Regions from separate parts of the Mus musculus genome. Here region 2 is linked to region 1. Evidence: chromatin loops called from intact Hi-C (ENCODE). Cell type or tissue: left cerebral cortex. All regions are shown on one strand.

Region 1 (8,000 bases):
GTCACACGCACGTGTGAAATCATCCTCTTCCTGGCCACCGTCCTAGAAGACTTCACTTCTGCATAGGCAAAAAATGCAAATGTGCCCTTCATTTAAATACTGTGAACTTTAATGAAATTTGAGGATGTACATGCAAAACAGCAGAACTTAAATTCGATTATTGAAACGTTTCATATCTGTGACATGGTTTTTAACTTGTTACAGGTATTACTGGACATGGGAAGGAGAGGCATTTTTTTTATTTTATTGAAATTTCTAACGTTTATATTATTAGTCTGATTAATATACCTTAACTAGAGACATTTAAAAGTGTTAATGTGGTGTTTATTCGTTCCTGGACATTTGTAGAGGTTCAAAGGACAAAATGCCCCTCCAACATGGCTCTTCCTGCTGTCCCAGGAACCCACTACCGCTTTCCTATGTTCTGGCTCCCACATGTGTTGCCTACTGGGGTGGGCTGGTTGGAAAAAGCAGCCTAATGTTTGATTCTTTCAGAACAGTCTATTCAGTGATGCTGTCAAAGAAAAAAAAATACTCCTGCATTTGCTAATATGGTGGTGTGGTTTGAATGTGATGTGTCCTTCAACAGTGTTTGAACTCTTGATCCCTGGGTAGAGTGCCCTTTTGGAAGGTCATGGAACTTTTAGTAGGTAGAAACGAGTCACTGGGTAGTGTGGGCCCTGACATTTTATAGCCTCTCTCCCTGTATGCTGCTCCCTGTCTCTGCTTCCTGACTATCTACACAGTGCATCCAGTTGCCCCATGCTCCTTCTGCTATGCCTTCCCTACCATACTGGACTATACCACCAAACTTGGAGCCAGAATTAACTCCCCCTTAAGTAGGTTTTTGTCAGTTGGTCATAGCACTGTGGGAAATAAGTACTGCAGACAGCAAGGATGATGTCATTCAGTCTGCAGTCGGGGCCAAGCTATGGCCGTAGTGGAGAAAGCTGAGTAGCAGAGACAGACAACAGCCAAGGGTGTGGAAGGAGGGCCGCCAGCGGATGAAAAATTACTGAGAGGAGACACCAGGAATAGCGGTTCTATCAACTGAATGATTGGGATTTTCAAAATCACGAGAGCATGAGCAGGAATTATGACTGTCCTGGCAAGAAGGATATTTTACAGGGAGATGCTGATAATACCAGACTATGGGCATAACACACTTCAAAGAGTTAAATTCTCCCAGGAATCTCATGCGGAGGACCCCCATAAAAGATAGGCTGCAGCCAAGACAATGGTGGGTGGGACCAAGGTCGCTAAGTTATTCATACTTCTGCCTCTGTGTTTAAACCCAAACCTCAGGACAAGACCTTAAAGATGGCGGTGGGACTCGCTGGGCCTCCTTATTTGTTTGTAGTCACGTAGATAACACATTCTTCGAAGCTTCTATTTAGTTTCTTCCTTTTGTGCTCATGCGTCGGTTTTGATTTTATGATTTTTGTTTTAAACCGTAGATACATTGCAGAGCCAAATGGGAAGGTGTGACTTTCCTTCTCTCTGCGTGCAGAAGGAGGAAAAGGAAATGGATGTAGTTGAGCAGATAGCACTGATGGAGAGCAGGTAGGTCCACACGGATCAGTGTTGTGGGTCCTTCCGAGGGAAAGGGATACATTCACTGTAGCATGAAGGTGTTTCTAGCCTGAGGAGCAGAGCCTGCACATCCACAGCGAAAGCCACAATCTCCTCAAATTAATAAAAAAATACAACGGCACAGGGTTATAAATTTTAAAAATGTAAAATATTAGGTTTAAATTTTTTAAAAAATGTGTGTATGCATGTGCATGTGTGCATGTGTGTGCATATGTGTATATGTGTGGGCCTTTGTATTTGCACATGTGAGTGCATATTGCATGCATGTCTGTGTGTATTCATGTGTGTGCATGTGTGTATGTGTATCTATATGCTTATGCATGCACGTGTGTGCATGTGGGTATGTGTGTGGGTGTGCATGCATGTTTCTGTGTGTGCATGTATGTGCACATGTGCATGTGTATGCATGTGTGTGCATGTATGCCATAGCATAACTCAATGGGCTGTGGCTATGGATCTATGGCTCAGTTAATGGAGGGTTTGCCTTAGATTTCACAAGGCATGGGCTTGAACCTTAGCATCACATACACCACGTATGGTGACTCATGACAGTAATCTTAGCACTTGAGAGGCAGAGCTATGAGAATTAGATGTTCATACGTTCACAGTCATCCTCAGTTACATAGAGAGTGGGAGACCAGTTGCAGATATATGATAGCTTTTCTCAAAACAAACCAAAAATAAAAACAACCCTGATTCCCCTTCCCATCCCCATGCAAACCAAACTACAACAAGGAAACCCGTAACACAGAGGGGAGGGCCAAAAGAAGCCTGGACCCCCGTCATCCTAAGAAAAAAGTAATTCCACTTATATGCTACAGTAGCTGCAGTAACATTGCCAAGACACCAGACATCAATGCAGGGAAGCTTCTCTCAGAGAAGTCAGATGTGAGTGTCTAACACAGGGAGGAGTTCAAGTAGGTCACATGTATTGGGTTGCCTGCTTAAAGCAGGTCTCCTCTGGCCCAACTCTTGGTGTTTTCAGGAGGAGGGAGGGGTGAGGGAGGGCTCCCTTTGGACTCAACTCCTATTTTTGTAAAGCATTAATCCTGTTCATGAGGGCTTCACTCTCTCAGTCTAGTCGGGCTCGAATCCCAGCTTCAGAAAGCATCACCACCGAGAATTTCAATTTGGAAACATTTGCAACGGGGACCTGAATGTCAATCACAGCGGTAACCATTGTGTGTGGTTTGCAGAAAGAAGGCTTGAATCTAGGTTCCAGTGGTAAAGGTGTGTGGCTCACAGAGGAAGCAATGGAGAGTGTTTGGAAATGAAATTCAGGCAAAAATCCCTGGCAGCAGCTCTGTCCTGCACCCAGAGGTCAGCAAGAAAGTCTGGAGGAGGGATGAGGCTCTGGTGGTCCAGTGTTCACTTAGCCTGCAGGGAAACAAACTCTGCATCCCCATACTGGATAAACCCGGACTGGTGAATCTCAGAAATCCCGAGCAGGGGGCAGGAGGATCAAGAGTTTAAGTCAATCCTGGTTAAATAAGAGGCTCAAATCAGCTTGGGATACATGAGATTCTGACCTAGAGAGAGAGAGAGAGAGAGAGAGAGAGAGAGAGAGAGAGAGAGAGAGAGAGGAGGGAAAGAGGGAGGGAGGAGAGAAGGAGGGAGGGAGGAGGGATAAGGGATAAGGGATGAGGGAGAGCATAAAGCAGCCTCCTGAGTAGTTGCTGGAGCTCAGAGGGAACCACTAGACCTAAAAATAAGGACCAAACCGAGAGAAGCCCGGGGGCGGTGGGGGGAGAGGGAGGAAGTGGAAGACTGGTAATTTTCTCTTAGTCATAACGGAGCCAACAGATGCTCCGTGAGAGCGCTAGATTCAGAAAGAGGAGTGAGTATAACACGAAGAATTATAAAAAGAACGGCTACAAAAGCAGAATCCATGACTCCCAGAGTCCCCACGGGAGAACCGCAGCTCACACAGCCACACAACACCAACTGAAATAGCTAGTCTAGGTGGGCAGAAGGCAGAAAATAGTGGGGTCTCAGGATGGGGTGATATGTCAAGTCAACTTAGGCGCTCTGTGGCTGAGTAAAATAGAATCATCTCATCTATTAAAAAATACATGATAAAGGAAGCCTGATGGGAAAAAAATGAAGTCAGTAAAAGAGGTAAAAGTAAGGATCATACAATATTTCCCTGGGTGGGGGAGGGGAGCAGACAAGAGGCTCAGGAAAATCAAAACATGGACACATGGGGCTGGGAGATAGCTCAGTGGTTAAGGGCAATGACTCCTTTTCCACAGGATCGGGGTTCAATTCCTAACACCTATATGGTGGCTCACAGCCATTTGTTGTTGAGGAAAGTAGTGATTTACAAGCAAAGATCCTAAAGGCTCAGCAGGCTCCAAAACGAAGACAGTTTTCATAGATGGAAAAGGGAGAGACAAGAGAGAGGGGGAGCTTTGCTTACCCCAAATCTGCATCCATGGAGTTTGTCACCCACCCATCTAGTTATCCCTCTCCGTCCAAAGAATGGGAGGGGCAGGAGGTTTCTGTTGGATTTTCTCGTCCATCTTTCCCGAGTCTTACCTGTGAACAGTCCCATATAGGCATCCACTAAGAGTGCTGTTGACATGCAAGTGAAACTTAAGGTATCGGTGTGATAACCATCAGGTTCTGGTTGTGGCAGTGGGTAGTTCAAGAGGACAGAAGTACAGATTACCGGAAACTCCGGTGTTTTAGCCCTGGAAAGATGGACAAGGAGGCAACACGGTGGGATCCCAGAGGGGAGTTCAAGACCCGCCTCTTGCCCGAGCTAGTATCTCGCCGGCAAGAATTCACTCGGACAACCGGATCCTTCTACGGCAAAGCTTTTATTGCTTCAACATAAGGAAGACCCCGAACCCGGAAAATGGTGCTGCTTATATAGCCCGCAGAGTGACGTTTCAGCACCTGATGTGGCGTGACAGCACCTGATTAGTTGCTTGCCCATCACCCCATTACTACGCCCCGAGATGGACAGTGACTGGGCGTGAATTTACTCTTGCACTTGCGCATAAGGCTTGTTTACTAGTTAGGCGCAGTGGAAGCCAGCGCCGTCTTATAATGGCGATTGCTCAAGGCACAGCTCTCCACACCCGCCACCAGAGACAGACAGCATGACGGCAGGGTGTCTCCAAAGACAACCAGAGCCCAAGTGCTAGAAGGTGGTTCCATCCTTTTATCCCTTGAAGGTGGGTGGTGAGGGCAGGCTTCACAGCCAGAGTCTGCAGCCAGGCTCTCTGGGTGGGAGGCAGGGAAAGAAGTGGGGAGCCGTAAGTAAGTGACTGGTGCCTCTACCTCCCCATAAATACCTTCTGATTTTACCTCACATCCCAGGTGAGAAATTCTGTCTGCCATGCCTGTCAGCATCTGTGGAAGGGGCATACTCCTCCAGTGCCTGTCAGCATCTGTAGGAGGGGTGGGCTCCTCCAGTGCCTGTCATTAGCAGTGACTAGATTCTGAGGTGCTGTCCTGTTCTTACCATTAGTCAGTGGGAGAAGAGTACTTTCTCAGCACCTGGAAACCTCTTGGAGTTGCTCTTCTTTCTCATATGGGTTTAACTGGGCCTGACTATCACCATCTCGAGCTGAACCGCTGCTATTGCCCTGGGTGGCCCTGATTTCTTTTTGGTTTTCCAGCATATTGTAAATAAAGCTAACCTCACAGCTAGGATACTGACTGGGCCAATCCTCTGTAGAGCTTGTGCAGCCAGCAATGACTGCTGTGTGTTCATGAGTGTGATGGCCTTGTCATGCCCAGATGACACTACCACATAACCTGCCCCCCGATCTCTGGCTTTTACTGGCTTTCCCTGTTTTTCTCTGTTATGGTCCTGGAGCCTTGTGGAGGAGTGATACAGAGCTTCATTTAGGATTGAAGACTTGTCAGTCACCATTCTCTGGCATGTATTATTATTATTTTTTTTTTTTACTAACTTCATCTCTGAGTGTAGCAATCATTCTTCAAATATCCAAGGATATAATAGTTTAAAGTAACTACAAATTCAATACATTGCATGATTTTTTTTTCTACCAGGAATTTAGGCAATGCTCTGTTTGGTAGTTCATTCAGCTCATGTGATATGGTGTGATGTGATGTGTGTACACGCGTGCGCCAACATTTACCACATCACTGGTACCCCAATTTAGGTGATGTCTGAGTCTACTTTGTTTTGACACCAAAAAAAAAAAAAATGATCTGAGACTGAATGGTTTTATAAAGAAAATAGGCTACTGAGTTCAAAATTCTGGGAGTTAAAGGTCCAAGTTCAGGTTTCCTCATCAGGTTGGTCATGAAGGTTTTCTGAGAACCTTACTTATCACACAGCAGGAAGATGCTGAAGAAGCAGCAAGTACCGTGATGTCTGGTACTGGCCGACATGTTGACAGGATCTAGAAGCACCCAGGAGACAAACCTCTGGACATGCCTGTGAGGTAGTTAACTGAGGTAAGACTCGAGGTGAATATGGGTGGTACCATCCTGTGGGCTAGAGTCCTGAAGTGAGTACAAGGAGAGAGGGGGCTAAGCACCAGTATTTGTCTCTTTGCTTCCTGACTGTAGATGCAATGTGACCAGCTGCCCCAAGCTTGTGCCAGCCACCATGCCTTCTTCCATGGGTAGATGAGTGCCTGTGATTGTGAGCCAAAGAAAACCCCTCTATCTTTATCTTGCCCTTGTCAGTCATTTTGTTACATTGATGAGATAAACAATACATACACATGGTAAGAGGGGGAGCAAGAGAGCCAGTGATGGGAACCCATCTTGCTTTCCAAGCCCCACTTACACCCAGAATGGTCCCAAGGTACCCGATCCCTCTGCACAAGATGGGCGTTGATCTCCTCCAAGGTTGATACTCCAAATGACCTCACCAGTCCCCAATTGGCCTCCTCCTGGTGCTGCTACACTTGGACCAAGCTCCCAAGAAATGGCACTTTGAGGGATATATTTGACAAACCGTGGTAGCTGACACTTGTTGGCAGCTCCTTAAGACATGCATGCACTCTGAGAGTTCATCCGTGACCCCTTCCAGGATCCAGGAAGCGTTCAGCATTTCTCTGCTAAAATAAAGTCTTCCCTTTCTGCTAGGCCTCATGAAGAAAACCTATGTCCTCTTAAGCTGGCCACAATCTCCACCATCATAGAATGGCAGTCTGTAGGACATATTCATACACTGTGTGTCCTGATCCTACATTATCCTCAAGTTCTCCAAGCAAGCAGCATCTTCCTGGCTCCTTCCTGGCTGTTCTCCTTGCTGGAGTCAGCCACAACTTTGAGAACTCCTTAGGTAAGGCACACACTCGTCTTTATGTAGACAGAGAGAATCCTCTCAGGTTCCTCCAACATCCATCTCTGCCCTGACTCAGCCTCTTTCGTCTCATTCAGAGACAGAAGGGATACGCTTGGTCTAGCACCAGGGAATCACCATAACAAGTTTGCTTTTTAATAATGCCCCTGGAGTCTTTCTTCCTCAGCCAAAGCAGAGATAAAATTTCCATGAAGTTTTGAAAAATTATGAATATGGTTGCTAGTTATATTAATATAAGAGAGAAAAAATTTTTTTCAGCCATGCAGACTTCAGAGATGCTGGGTCTTTATAACCATATATGAACTTTTAATACCTCCCTTAGCTGACACTTAGCACACACTGTGGGTGGTACAGTCTCTGTATTCCATAAATACACAGAATCAAGGGAGCATAAGATGCAGCCTGTGGAGCGGAGCATATTTAGGTTAGACTGTTAAATCTGACACTGCTGGTTTTGTGATCTCAACTCATGCAAGGTATATTAAAATTCCTCAGCTGACTGCTCTCATAGATTAAGTTGGGAAAAATCTCAAACACCTCCTCAGAATTAAATCGTGTCAGTATGGAAAGTCTACTTAGTGATTAATACAGGATTACTTCCTCTTAACGTAACAAGGATCATAACGAGAGATGGCATTTGCTTGAGTTCTCTTATGTGACTAGCTAAAAACTGCTTTGAAAGCTGTACTGTAAGGATTAGCTGGTGATGGACCATCCTAATGTGTGGGGCAAAAACGTCTCCACTGGTGTACTTCAGCTCCACCATTTTAACTGTAACTTTCTGCAGCAATCGCAGATGCGTTCTTGATCCCAAAAGGTCTGTGACGCTGGGGAGAATCTACAGTCCCTCTACACGTCATCAAAGTTTTCATCAATTTCCAAACTTACCCCCAACCGTCCACCCCTTGAAACCTTCCTGCCGGTTGTCGTAGTACTTTACAGAATTAGACATTTCCTATTGTACTGCCCAATCTGTCCATCAGATTCAGCTAATTTACTGCAATTATGTCTTCCAATGGGTGTTCAAGGAGACCTCATTTTTTTGAGGGAGGTGATAAAGTTTTCGAGTATCAAAAGGCCACACTAGCAAAACCACTTAAACCATTTAATC
Region 2 (8,000 bases), 57 kb before region 1:
CAGACCTCTATAATTCAGTCTGGCCCTCTCTGCTCTGCCAATCATAACTCACCCTGGTGATGTGCTGAGGGCCAGGGAGTTCCCTCAGAAAACCGTATGCCTCAGCAATCTTACCATCTCCTTAGACCTCTAGAACAAAACCCTTGGGGTTATCTGGGCAAGCAGCCACACTGAGAAATGAGGAAGCCCAGGAACCAAGCAAGAAGAGCCTGGAGCCCTTGTGCCCCATCCAAACCCACTCTGAGTCTCTTCTATCTTCCCCATTTGTTCCCAGTGGCCATTCTCTATCACAGTGAGATGGAGTTATGGAATTTTCTAGAATGTCTTCAATTTGTTGTTCCATTTCTCCTCTCAGAGAAAACATATCACCTTGTCGTTTAGATTTGGGGAACAGCGAGGGAAAGACCACTGCTCTGTGGATGATGTGACACATACGTTATCTACACATCATATAGGATATATATATATATATATATATATATTTATGGCGATCCCTTTACAGTAAAATCCTGTCTGTCCTACCGACTGTCACCGTGCTTCAGACACAAGCATTGTGCCCCATGATTCCCTGTTTCCAGTGACCGCACATCAGGGTTCTTTCAGCCCTGTATGTCAGTTTCCATATTCCTAAGTGTTTCAGTCTTCATTGACACGAGGATCTTGCTATAGCTCCATCCACAGTCTTTGCTCCTCTCTATGCTGTCTGTGAGTTTAGAGGGTGGGAGGTGAAGCCTCCCTCCTTGGGCTTCATTTTGACACTACATTCTATAGATTGAGCCGAACACTGGGTAGCTATCTTAACATCACCTTTGGCAAACTTCCCTCTGACTCAGGGGCTGAGGACACAGTACTATCGGGCCAGTGGCTTTCAGCTTTGCTTTGGTCCCAGCCCAAGTCATGAAGCTGAGACTCTTGGTAATATCCTACATTGCACATGGGACTGGAAACTTCTGACCCAGCCTCAGCTCATTATAAAACTTGAAAACTTGCTTTGAAGATGGCACTCTGGGGTTAAGCACGGGACTCCATGAGCTCCCTAATCCCCACTGGTCCCCTCTCCATTCAGTGACAAGCCATGGGCAGGCATCTAATGCATCAAGTCCAACACAAGAGCAATATCCAATTGTCCACTAGATCTAAAATTATATATATATTATGTAATTTATCTTCCTGCACTTTTGAAGCATAAAGTAGTAAATTGTACATATATATCTCTATATATCAATATGCTAGTATATCGGTTTCACTCTTTGTAACATTCTTTGTAGAAGAAGATGTACTAAATATTTTAAAATTGCGCTGTGATATTCCTCCCTACCCCAAGTTTGTAACGTGTCGCTCCTACTCAAGCTGTTTGGAAACACCCAAAGCCAAAGGGGCATATGGAACTCCTATAGGAAGGACACCTCCTGGGATTCAGTGGCCCACAAAGACCTTGTGTCAATCAAGCATCTGTGATCAGAGTGATCATTGGCATGTGAGACGCCGGCACATGCTTCCACTGCAGCCCTTGCTGTTTCGGTTCCATTTCTGGGTGTGTCTAACTACTCTGTGGTTACGAGGATCACCTTGTATAAGGTTCTAGTGGCAGCGATGGCCCCAGTCCATGGAACCAGTTACAATAAAGCTCAGTTACAGCACCCTGGTTGGAGTTTGTTTTTTTTTTCTTTTGTTTATGTGTGTGTGTGTGCATGGACCTGTGGAGGTGAGAGGTTAACATCAGGTGTCATGTCTCAGGAGCCAACTATTTTGTTGTTATTGTTGTCGTCATTGTTGTTTTGAGACAGTGTCTATCACCGGGACATGGGGATTGCTGATTGCACTAGTGTGGCTGGCTAGAGAGCCCCAAGGATCATCCTATATCCCTCACCCTGTTACCCAGGCCCAACTTTTTAAACCACAACAATGAAAAAACCTATGGGCTCTGGATTCAGATTCAGGGTCTCATGTTTGCATAGCTTTCATATTAACAAGCAGCTATCCCTTCTGCCTCAGGACCTCTTAAACACACACACACACACACACACACACACACATACACACACATACATATATCAGAATGAAAACAAGATAATGTTTTCAAGTCTAAATTGATGAGTTTCAAATGCTAGGGAATGACATACACACACACACACACACACACACACACACACACACACACACACACATATACATGATATACATATACAGATTATTAGGATTATTAGGAGATATATATTTTACTCAAGCCACACACACACTGTGGCATGACATAGAGAGCTACAGAGAGTCAGGTTACCCCATGCATCGTCTGGGTTTTTATGTGGCTGTCTGAAGATCTAAACTCGGGTCTTTGCACTTTGCTGACTAAGTCATCTGTCCAGCCCTGCACTTCAGATGTTTAAGGGTTGATCTGGCTGCCATGGTGTGGACCTGCTGCTCTGCCAGCCCCAGCCACATGGCCTTGGGGGAATTAAAGGTTCTGAGCCTGTATTGGACAGTAACAAGCTCCCCTGGAGGGTTCCTGGGAAATTTTCCTCGTTGCTCCTGGCCCTGGGTGGAAGTAGGGGCTGATGCCTCAGGCATGGACAGGGGAGGGAGAAGGAAGGTGAGACACCGACTAATCAGCAAGGAAACCAGTTCTGCACACTCGCTTCCTTCAGGTAATTAAATAAGGACAAACCCCCTAGCAATTGCTTCTGGACTTGGGTTCTGCCACCTGTCCATTCTTCTTACTCCACAGACTGTTAAATAAAGCCTGCTTTTTAAAAAATCCAGTAAACAGACCAGAAATGATAGTCCTGACTCTGCTGCTGACCGAGTGACTGTGGTTGGCTTCTACTCTGTGCTTCTGCAGAAGGGGCATGAATCTGCAGGGTGGGCATGGGATTCATTTAATGCAATACCCAAAGCGCTGGGTGCTGGCTTGCCACATCTGAGCCTTCCGTGGAAGCAAGCATACATATGATAGGGAAGGTCTGCAGTGCAGAATTTGTTCTGTGCAAATACAAAGGTGCAGAAACTTTCCCATTTTAGAAGTCTTTTGAACAGCTTTTTGGTCATGCTGTCTGCACTCCATGCCTTCCAGTTCCCGTCTGCCTTTCAACCCGCCCTCCCCATTTCACAATCAATGATGCTTTATCCAGCCTTTCCTATCTATGAGTGGGTCCCATTGGTTTCCCCAGAGTGTAAAGATATTCTGGTTGCTATTTATCAGACTCCCCTGAGCAGATGAAGTGTTACAAAGGGATCTAGACTCAGGAGCATCCCATCCCAGCATCAAGAGATGTCCTTCCAGTCTTAATTATATAAGATGCATGCACACACACACACACACACACACACACACACACACACACACACACAGAGAGAGAGAGAGAGAGAGAGAGAGAGAGAGAGAGAGAGAGAGACATACACATACATGCACACACTTGTAGGCATGTCTGACAGCATGGAGGTTCATGTATTCCTAGATGGCAAGACACTATTTTCACACTAGTCATCTCCAGGCATCATTGGTGACTTAATCAAAGAAGACTTAAATTAGACTTACAAAACCAAGACTACATATGTACACATATATTATATGCATATTCACACACACACACACACATACATCACACACACATCACATGAACAAAATGTTTTAATGGAAAAGTTTCCCTGCTAGAGCTTAATTAAGCCAAGTAAGGACTTAGATTCCCCAGAACACTCAGAGAATTGAAGACTCCTCTTAATTGAGTTTTTTTTTTCCTAATCACCTTTGAGTAAATGAGCCTTGCAATGTGTTTGGAACAGGGCCGCTGATTCCTGTTGGAGGTAGTACACAGCCTTTTCAGGGAGAGAGAGAGAGAGAGAGAGAGAGAGAGAGAGAGAGAGAGAGAGAGAGAGAGAATGAATGAATAATCTTAGGACTATGGCTGAGGCAGAGTCATCTGCCAAATCCTTCAACTATGGTTGGAAATGATGAAGCATCTCTTTAAATTGAAGAAGCCCACCAACTACATAACAGCCCTGCGCTGTCCCCGAGTGTGCCTTCCACATGCAACATCCTCCAGAGAAAGAGATTCTCCAGGCCAGAAGCTGGAGATGGCACCCAGCCAGCCAGCATCAAAACCCAAGCCTTCTTTTCCTTTTCTGGCTGCCAGGCTGGGCTTTCCACTAATGGACGAGGACTCATCTCCGGCACGTGGTCTGGGATCGCTCTGCTGGGATCTGTCTTTTTTAGGTCACATTTTTACTGCTTCTCGTTACACTCCAAACTCCGGGCTGTCTGCTTCCATTCACACATAGCCCAAAATAGCAGCTCTCAGGAAGCACTAAATATAGGAAGCTTCAGACTGCCATTTACCTTCCCATTAAAGAAGCCTTCCTTTTGAGTTCTCTGTGGAGATGGCGTGTGGTGGGCTCCTGCTCCCAGTGCAAGAGCAGACTTCCCCCTCCTCATGCCAAAATTACCCTTGCTCCAGATACTGGGTCAGCCAGGACCGAGGGACATAAGTGAGGGATGGAGTCTTCCTGAAGGTCCTTACCCTCCGTCAGCAGCAGCAGAGACTGTAATGGGCATTGGGTGTCATCCCCCAGAAGGCCCATGAAGTAGAAATCTCCTAGATAAGAGCTGGGGGTGATGGTGGTGGTGAGATTTTTTTTTTTAGTAGGGTATGGTTATGAGGGTCTCCTTGTCTGACAACCCAGGGGACCTGGGGATTTTTGTCTGTATTTTTCCAGCTTGGTTACAGGTAATGGAGTCACAGTAGACAGCCCACAGGCAGAAGGCAACAAGAGAAGAATGACTGTTGGGTAGGTCATTATTCCATAGGGGAGCTTTGCAGGATCCCTGGCTTTATCCTACCACTCTACTGCTTTCTTTGGCATTGTTAACGTGGTCATCTCCTCATCTGCTGGAAAAGAGCATCAGCTATAGAACTCACAGGTCCCAACTCAAATTCCTAATTCCTATTCTGGAAGGGTGAGAATGGGCAACACAGCAGACTGTCCACTCATTATCTGCTTTATCGTCTCTGTGCACAAAACCATGTGAGTGTGGGCCACACCTCCTCCTTATCTGCAAATTCTGCATGCTGAATATTCAATACAAAATCTAGTCACAGTGACACACACCTGTAATCCAGGCGCTTGGGGGATAAGGCAGGGGGGGGGTCATCAATTGGAGGCCAGTGTGAGCTACACAGAGTGAGACCCTGTCTCAAAATTACATCCTGAGAGAAAGAGAGAGAGAGAGAGAGAGAGAGAGAGAGAGAGAGAGAGAGAGAGAGAGAATGGTCTGCTCATGTGTGCCATCCAGACTCTCCCCTATATGGATAGTGCTGCCCACTTGGAAGGGACTCTTGCATAACCAGTTCTTTGACCTAGTATGCAAGCATCTCCTGAAAGCATTTTTACAGACACCCCAAGAGGACTATATTCCCAACCCTTTCAGCATCTCTCAATCTGGTCAAAATATCATCACAGCTGGAAACTCAAATTGTTTTTCTGTTAGATTGTACCCACCTAGAATCCATAATTTTTTTTCCATTTTTATTAGGTATTTAGCTCATTTACATTTCCAATGCTATACCAAAAGTCCCCCATACCCACCCACCCCCACTCCCCTACCCACTCACTCCCCCTTTTTGGCCCTGGTGTTCCCCTGTACTGGGGCATATAAAGTTTGCTAGAATCCATAATTTTAACTGAGATATTCGTTTATAAAGAAAAGTCAGAAGTCAATGTAGAGTAGGATACGGGACACCCTAGGTGTGAGAATAAGAAACAGGACCTCATGTAGTAAGACAAGGCTGGCACCTGCATGCGGGCCACTCCTCTCATTGTGGCACATTGCATACCCACTAGGCTTCAGTTATTTCCAGTTTCTACACAATATCCATTTGCTGTGGATTTAGACAAGACCAGAAGGACAAAGTCTCATGAACTTTTGAGTCTTGCTGCAGGAGGTTTTGTTGAATATGGTCTTGAGGGCAAGAGGATTCCTATCCAGAAGGTAGAAGAAAAGTAGCTTAGTTCCTTGTTAATGAAAGGAATGATGGAGTAGGGATGTAGCTCAGTTAATAGGATGCTTGCCAAGTGTTAAAACCCCTGTATTCTATCCCCAGTACTGGTAAACTGGGTGGAGTCGTGAATGTAATCCCAAGATTCAGGAGGATCCAAAACCCAAGGTCATCCTCCAAGGCCTAGGGAGTTTGAGGCCTGATTAGTCTACATGACAGCCTGTCATAGAAAATCAATAAAAACCAGAAAAGGCAGGGGAGAGGTAGGGCAGTTGAAGGTAGGAAGTTCTGGGGTAGCTGATGTTGGAATCATGCTCAGGGCAGACAGGGATTCTAAATGCTAAAGCTTGTCACCATGGCAATTAGTCAAAGGATGGTTAGGCTGTTATTCAAAAGAAGAGTCCTAGATTATGTGAAGGAATAGACACTCAGCTTCCACATCATCTAATTCTGCAAGGCAATGTAATTAAATGCCACTTAAAGTTTTGCATATAATATCTATTTCATTGTGAAGCATGGAGGGAACAGTATGAACCCAGCTAGGAGCCATGGGTAGTCTGTCAAAGTCTGAGAAAGCTTGATTTCTAGTTCTTCTTTCCCTACAACCAAAAGAAACAAGGCATAGGAATGAGGAAAGTGATCAAATACTATGTTGTTGTCATTGCCCTGACCAAAGACTTGACAAGAAACAGTTTAAAGGGTGAAGGGTTTATCTGGACTTACAGTTAGGAGTGATACAGACCATGGGAGGGAAGGTGTGTTCATTTGCAGAAGAAGAGAGTTGGTCACATCACATCTGAAGTCAGGAAGCAGACTAAGTCAGGAAGTGCATCTAAGAAATGTGGCCATACTATCAACTCCTCTTCCTCCAGTAAGGCTCTACCTCTTAAAAGTTCCACAACCTTCCAATTCAGGGCCAGCAGCTGGAGACCAGATGATCAAATACAGCAGCCATTGGGGGAGCACTTCATCTTCAAACTTCAGCAGATACAAAGACCAGAGATAACATGCAAGACCTTTTATAAATAAGGAGAATAATAACCAAGGATTTAATATATTATCCTTGTTCAGCTCACATCTGGGCAACTTGTGAACTTAGGTCTCACCCAACAAGAGAGATAAGATGCCTGGAAACTTGGCTGACTACTTACTTAGTGCTAATGAAGTCATGGTTATTGGAAGAGAATCTACAATCAATAATCTATATAATCTCTAGCAATAATCTATAAACTGATAAGTGTGGTCTTCACCCCTCATCAAGGAAACATCTCTCAACAGATGGAAACATTGTAGAAAACCACAGGCTATATCACTTTTACCAAGTGCTATCTGTCCTTCTTTCAGTCTACTTCACGCATTACCACTGAATGGAACTTTCTTCATCTTGAGGAAACTTCAGTAGTCATCATTTTTAAGGAATTGCATGAATAGATGGTCCTTTGTTATTAAATTTCTCTTATCAGCCTTTGAATGTCAGTGGGATCTGTAGTGATGGCTGCTCTCTTATTTTTATGTTGTGTCATGTAGCTATTTCCGCTGGATTGAAACATTCTAGGCAGAAGGAAGGGGCCTTATAAGACTCAGGAAATTCACAAAACTTACATGGCCTAAGAAACTCAGAAAGTTACAAGATTTGCAAGGCCCCTCCCCGATGATATTAAAGTATTTATAACTTCTGAGAGAAGGAGACTGACTCATCAGTACAGCCAACTGCAAGTTAGGCACATCTTTTCTGGTTTCTCAGCCAAACTTCCCTGGGTCTTTGAGTAATACAACTTTACTTGATTCACCCCTGCTCCTGTAAATACCCCCACGTGGTAGTTTTAATGAGAATGGCTCCCATAATCTTTTATACGTTAACATTTGGTCCCCAGTTGGTGGAACTGATTGGGAAAGATTAGGAGATAAAGCCTTGTTGGAGGAGGTGTGTTACTGGGGACAAACTTTGAGGCTACAGAAAAATCTGGCTGTCATTCTTAGTGTTCTTTCTCCCTGCCTTCTACTTATGGAGCT

What was found. Peaks named below come from ENCODE experiments on the same cell type or tissue, not always from the same donor. Only the 100,000 strongest peaks of a DNase experiment are listed, where the experiment ranks them.
Region 2: a loop joins it to region 1, with 6 times the contacts of the local background. A loop is called at or near these places in 4 of 42 quality-filtered maps.

What each region holds. Positions count from the first base shown.
Region 1 is chr13:52,441,115-52,449,114 of GRCm38, reverse strand. No RefSeq gene overlaps it. Among named protein-coding and RNA genes, the nearest start is that of Diras2, 86 kb to the left of the region's middle. In left cerebral cortex, no CTCF peak of the experiment used is centred here; DNase peaks (open chromatin) are centred at 2,750, 3,386, 6,925, 7,301 and 1 more place; H3K27ac peaks cover 1,441 bases.
Region 2 is chr13:52,498,020-52,506,019 of GRCm38, reverse strand. It overlaps Diras2 (DIRAS family, GTP-binding RAS-like 2), which reads left to right. Exons shown (of 2, transcript NM_001024474.2): 2 at 1-1,645. Among named protein-coding and RNA genes, the nearest start is that of Diras2, 29 kb to the left of the region's middle. In left cerebral cortex, no CTCF peak of the experiment used is centred here; DNase peaks (open chromatin) are centred at 3,003 and 4,173; H3K27ac peaks cover 437 bases.